2 separate regions of the Mus musculus genome follow, and region 2 is linked to region 1. The links are chromatin loops, found by intact Hi-C in ENCODE. Cell type or tissue: left cerebral cortex. All regions are shown on one strand. Links, peaks and the distances in the headings refer to the core of each region. The heading gives the core; the rest is flanking DNA.

Region 1 (2,907 bases), core at 141-2,640:
CGTGCGAATCTCTCCGGTGTGGACCTACAGGCAGGAGAGCTGCGCGGAGCTGCGGCTGGAACCCGACCGAAGCGCCGGGAGCCCGGGAGGGATTGGCTAGGCTAGCCGAGGTCGAGCGTTCCGAGCCCTAGATCCGCGGCTGCAGCCTGGGACAGGCACCTATGACTCATCGGCTCCGCCGGTCACATGGGCAACGTGACCAAAATAAAGTTTCAGTATTTTAAGCCGCTAGAAAAGGGGACAGAGGAGCGCAAGGCAGGCGGGAGCGTAGGGTGGCCGCGGGGACGCTGCGCCGGCCGAGGGGGCGGGGCTGAGGCCAGGAAGGGGCGGGATTTGGCCGAGGGGCGTGGTCTGCCGGGAGGTGCGCCCCTCCCCCGTGTCGGGCAGCGACGCCCCGACTCTCGGCTAAACGGTTCGGGAACGCTGTGAACCGGCACGCCTCGGTGCCTTACGTATCCCTCCGGCAGGGCCGCCCCCCGCCAGCGCCGCAGGCTGCGGGATCCCGGAGATCCCAGCGTGTCCTCCGAAGACACCGGGACCCCCACGCGCCAGCAGCGGCTTCCCCGGGAACGTCCTTCAGCTCCCGGAGCACGCGGGAAAAGCCCCAGCACACCAATGAGCGAGCGCCTTCCTCATGACGGTCACGCTGGGGGGCGGGGCTTCCCACAGCCGTTCCCGAGTTCCGGGAACCCCCTTTGATTGGTCTGGACGGCTTGGGAAACACTGTAGTGACGTCCAATCAAAACACCACGTCTCGGCCTCGAGGAAATATTCCGTGTCAGCCTCATCCTGATTGGGCCATCCTTTCGACCTCTGTCCACTAGGAAGCTTTGTTTAGGTCTGGAGGGCGGGTTTTCCCGGGAGTGGGTGGGGAGGGGGCGTTGATTCCAGGCCAATCACTTTAGTCGGTGCGGTGGTGATCAGCCAATGGACAGGGTGGATAGGACGCTCCTCCCGGAGAGTAGTGAGACCCCTGGTGCGGTCCGATTGGTCGCGGGAGCCGTGACTGGCAGACGCACCAACCAGTGGGCGCTGTGCGTGGGCCGCGGGGCGGGGCCAGGGCGGGTGCGCGGCGGCGGCGGGGTGGCTGGGCCGGCGGCGGCGGCGGTACGAGGCGCGCGCTCGGGGTCCCGGTCGCGAGGAGGAGGAGGATGTGGCGCGCGGAGGGGAAATGGCTGCCGAAAACAAGCCGGAAGGTGAGAGCCGGAGCGTGAGGGCCCGGGGCTGTCAGGGTGGCGGCGACACGGCGAGCCCGGGGCCGCGCCGGACATCCCGGGCATCGGCGGCGCGGGGCGCGAGCGCGGGGGCGCGGCGGGCGCGGGGAGGGCGCCGGCGGGGTGGGGGGGGCGGAGCGCGGCCGAGTCCTGAGGTGACTCGCGGGCCGGCCGAGCGGGGCGCCCCGCACCCAGCCCCGGGGGCGGCAGGCCGGGGCGGGGGGCGCGCGGGGCGGGGGCCGGGCCCAGCGAGGAGGAGGAGAAGCCGCGACGCCTCCCGCACCCGGCCCGGGGCATCCCCGCCGTGTCGGTCGGGGTGTCAGGGGGCCGCGGGGCGGAAAGTTTCCCGGGCCGCGGGGGCTCGCGGGCACCGGTGCCGGCGGCCGTAGCGGCGTCAGGGCCGGACGTTCCCCTCCACAGCCCCCCTCGGGCCGCGCGGCGCCTCCTAGCGCCGGCGTGGGGGGTGTCCCCGCGCGGGTCCCCGCCAGGGGGCCCCCCTCGTGCCGAGCGCCCCTCGGCCGAGGCCCCGGGCGACCCCTCCCCCAGCAGGGCCGGGGTCCTCGCGCGGCCTCCCCGCCCCTCACAGCATGCTCTTCCACACTTGCCCTTGCACCCTCACTACCGGGAGGGTGGGGTCTCCACACTGCCATGCCCTTTACCTTCCGTGACCCCGATCCTCTCCGAGCACTGAGGGTTCCGTGTCAGCCTGTCCCCTTTTTGAGGGGACTCTCGTGGGGCCGCGGAGCCTCTGCACGCTGGGTTAATCTTTTTTTTTTTTTTTGGCCAGGACAAGGGGACTCGGGGCTACCCATGTTCTTCCTTCTTAGCTCACCCAGTGGCTTGTGGGGCCCTGTGCAGCTCTGAAGTCATTTCTAAATAGGCAGGCAGACACTTCTTCCAGATCTGTACTCTTTCCGTACACTTTCCTGGGTTAGGGTGAGCTCATTTCCTGAACACCCTTCGAGTTGCCCTCTTTCTTGTTGGGAAAACCGGACGCTCCAATGCTCCTCTCCCTAGCTGTCTGCCTCTCTCCTTGGAGTTCCCTGTCTGGGCCAGGGTGGGCGCCCCAGTAAGATGTAGGGCAGGCAGGACTTCCGATGTGCCTACCACTTGAGTGTAAGGGACCTCAGTACTTGTTTCTTGCAGGAAAAGAAGGATCTATTGCTTCCCGTTCACTCTTGGATCTTAGGGGGCACCCTTCACCAGTTAACACTATCCCACTGGGAAAAGGGTCCAGTGCCCTTGAATTTGGTGTTCTGATTCCTGTCTTCTGAGCAGAAAGAACCAGACTTTATGCATCCCACTCTCAAGAAGTCTTTGAATCTTTCTTGGAAATAAACTTCCCAATTCTTCTTTTTTTTTTTTTTTTCTGAGAGAACTCAGACCCTCCTTATGGCTCCTGTTTCCCAGTCAGCCATATTTAGTGAGCCTGTTACCTTGACTTTCTCTAATTTTCTCAAATTGTATTCATGTTGGCTGGGTAAGGAGAAGCCATATGCCTTTCTATCCAGAATAGGGAGTGTAGACACCCTTGTCGCCCACATGCCATTTGAGAAGAGGTAGCTTGTGTGCTCCTTGTTGTACCAGAATCTTCCTTTGGCCCTGGTATGTCTCTAGTGGGATCAAAACATTTCTTTGGATCTTGCACCTTTCAAGCAAAGGGGCAATTTCTCTACTTTTTGCTGTTCTGGTT
Region 2 (2,907 bases), core at 198-2,697, 820 kb after region 1:
TTTCCTTCCCCCAGCAGAAACCGCTTTGCTCAGTCTGTGATCAATAGTTTGTGAATTCTAGTGTTTCCTCCATTAAAAAAATATATGTGTGTATCTGGACTTTGATTTTATTAACTAGCTTTAGAACTTCTAGTGAATCTTGCTCCTTGTAACCCAGAGCAGGCAGGATTCATAAAACTCATAGTCTTGAGTTTGCATACCTAACCTTGCATTCCTAACCATATCCTTGATGCAAACAAAAAAATCACCTGGTTTTGAGGGAAACCCACGTAAGGGATCGTCATCTAAGGAAATACACCAACCTTAGCGTGCTGAGAAATGACTTCTTAAAGATACGCTTGTCACCACTCTGTGTGTCTATCTCCCTGTCTTTCTTAGCAAACAGTGACTTTTTCCAGAGTCTCGGTCCACGCGGAGCACACCAGGCAGATGTGACTGTATACAGTCTTGAGGACCTCACCGCTCTGGCTTCTGAACATACTTCTAAGAACACAGTAAGATTTAATGAGTTTTGCCATCTCCACCTGGTGACTCTTCCTAGGGACCTTTTCTGGGTGTTAAAATAGTCACTGGAAGTTTCACTTGCTGAGGGAAAAAAAAAAGGGTGAAAGTTCTAAAAAGGTACTATGAGGTCTCCTGCCCATACCAGAGATCCTGTCTGAAGGTAGACGCGACCCCTGGCCCCTTGTGCTGTATCATAGTTTCCTGTGCTTAGCCAGCAGGTAATGCCCTCCCCCTCAGCATCCCCTGTTCTCTCACAGAAAAAGAAAAAAAAAAAAAAAAAAAAAGCAACAAGCAAAACGTGGCAGAGTAATTTCCTGCATCGTATTCTAATCTCCAAATTGTTACTTTCTATTTATATCATTCTTAGTTCCAATACCTACTTCCTCAAGTTGTAACCACTGGACTTTGTAGTACAGGTGAGTTGAGATGTCATTTCTGTAGTGACATTTTAGAAGAGAAATTTAGTGGTATATTTATATTTTTAATCTCTTCTTGTTGACAGAGTAATTAAGCCTCATAGTGTGTTGATGGTGGAGATTCCCTTCATTTGGTATTTAGACTCCAACATCATCATAACTTAATGATTTTTTATAGTTCTACAACAGGAGTTGTGTAGTGTTACATAATAGAGCCTGTTCTGCTAACATGCACAGTGATGTGGTAGGTGTTTAAAGAGCAAGTTTTAAGAAAACATTCGCCCTCTAAAATCTTCGCAGTCCGTCTAGACAGGGAAACAAGTCCGTGCTAGGAAGCACAATGGCTGGTTACAAATGAACTTAGTGGCTAATAAAACAGGTCTGAGATGCAATTCTTATGTAATGGGGTCTGTCAGGGGCAGCTTTGTGGAGGAGGAGTGCTTGAGCTTGGGCTTTAAGCGCAGAGTCTGCTGACAAGAAGACAGTCCCTCCTGGTGGGGAGCGCAGTTTGCAGAAAAGTGTGTGCACTCTGTATATATTTAGTCTGCATGGAAGCTGGTGTGGGCTTTCTGGCATAGAGATTAGACTTTTAGGAAGCATGGTAGGCTTTTTATAGTAGTTGTTAAGGAGCATGCTGGAGAAAACTAGGAAGCTTTTTATCTTTACAAGTGTGTGCGTGTTGGGTGTATGTGTCGTGATAGAAATCCTGAAGAACCTGACTTTGCAGAGGCGTTGTCTGTGAGTTCTTCCGTGTCTGTTTTAAATATTTCCTGCAGGATACCTTCGCGGCCGTGTTTTCGTTTCTGTCTGGAAGGTTAGTGCACATTTCTGAGCAGGCTGCTTTGATCCTGAATTCTAAGAGGGGTTTCCTCAAGAGCGTGCACTTTGTCGACCTGCTTGCCCCTCAAGACGTGAGGGCGTTCTACGCGCACACTGCTCCAACTCAGCTTCCTTTCTGGAACAACTGGACCCAAAGAGGTATGAGACCAATGTTGCTTGAGTGGCTTGCACTAAGATCGGGTTGTTCTCTCGGAAATAGAACAGACGTTAACATGTTACTTTCAACATATAATCCATGTCATTTCCCTTATTTATTTATTTAGTTTATGTAGTTATTTATTTTATTTCTTTGGTGTTGGTTTGTTTTTTGAGATAAGGTTTTCTGTGTAGCCAAGGCTGTCCTGGAACTTGCATTGTAGACCAGGCTGGCCTCAAACTCTGCGATGTGCCCATCTCTGCCTGAGTGTGGATTTCAAGACACGTACCACAGCTATAGGCTTTCTTCTTCTTTTTTAAAAAAGCACAGCAAAATAGTATTTTTATCATTTAATAACTAACAGACCAATGCATTTCTTTTTACTTAGTGAGATTTCACATACTCTGTATGAAAAATAGCTTTGGTTGGTACAGGATCTCTTCCCTCTGAATTAGAAAGACATACTTTCTTCTTGTGTTGACTCCATGATGTCTTTGTCTAATAGATGTGACTTTATAGGTAAGATTCTGAGAGCTCGGATTCCCTTTTTCTGGCCCCTGAAAGTTCATGGATCCAGTAACTTGGTTGCCTTGAGAATTGTTGGTTTACTTGAACAGATCTGCCTGGCCACAGTTTTCTCTGTGACATTCTGTCCGTGTGATTTTCTTTTTAAAGTCGCTCGTTGCTCCTTACATTGTTTGTGAATCATCTCTTAAAGAGCTCAGTATATACCACGTGCATCGGCCTTTTCTTATATTTCAGTCTCTTTTCTCTGTTGTCTGTTTGTTGTAGCCCAGGCTATCCTCAACCTTGCCTTACAGCCAATATGCCTTAAACTCTGATCTTCCTACCTCTACTCCCCGAGTGATGAGATTACAGGCAGATACCACCAAACCATCGTTAGCAGTGCTGGAGATTGAGCCTAGGGTTTCATGAGGCTAGGCAAGCATTCTGCGGACTGAACTATATCCCCAGCATCACTTCATCTGCTTTAAAAGATTTTTTTATATA

What was found. Peaks named below come from ENCODE experiments on the same cell type or tissue, not always from the same donor. Only the 100,000 strongest peaks of a DNase experiment are listed, where the experiment ranks them.
Region 2: a loop joins it to region 1, with 2.7 times the contacts of the local background. A loop is called at or near these places in 4 of 42 quality-filtered maps.

The regions. Positions count from the first base shown.
Region 1 is chr4:151,859,914-151,862,820 of GRCm38, reverse strand. It overlaps Camta1 (calmodulin binding transcription activator 1), which reads left to right and starts at 1,053. Exons shown (of 24, transcript NM_001081557.3): 1 at 1,053-1,196. The coding sequence starts at 1,152. The region is part of intron 2 of Gm42357 (a long non-coding RNA gene); the gene reads right to left. 9230110K08Rik (a long non-coding RNA gene) reads right to left here and starts at 1,077. Exons shown (of 2, transcript XR_390981.3): 1 at 1-1,077. In left cerebral cortex, for the core only: a CTCF peak has its summit at 1,697; DNase peaks (open chromatin) are centred at 290, 800, 1,918 and 2,227; H3K4me3 peaks cover 1,789 bases; H3K27ac peaks cover 1,129 bases.
Region 2 is chr4:151,040,263-151,043,169 of GRCm38, reverse strand. Per3 (period circadian clock 3) reads left to right here. Exons shown (of 21, transcript NM_011067.3): 3 at 379-494; 4 at 1,697-1,898. Among named protein-coding and RNA genes, the nearest start is that of Per3, 2.9 kb to the left of the region's middle. In left cerebral cortex, for the core only: a CTCF peak has its summit at 1,419; DNase peaks (open chromatin) are centred at 444 and 1,510; H3K4me3 peaks cover 1,215 bases; H3K27ac peaks cover 534 bases.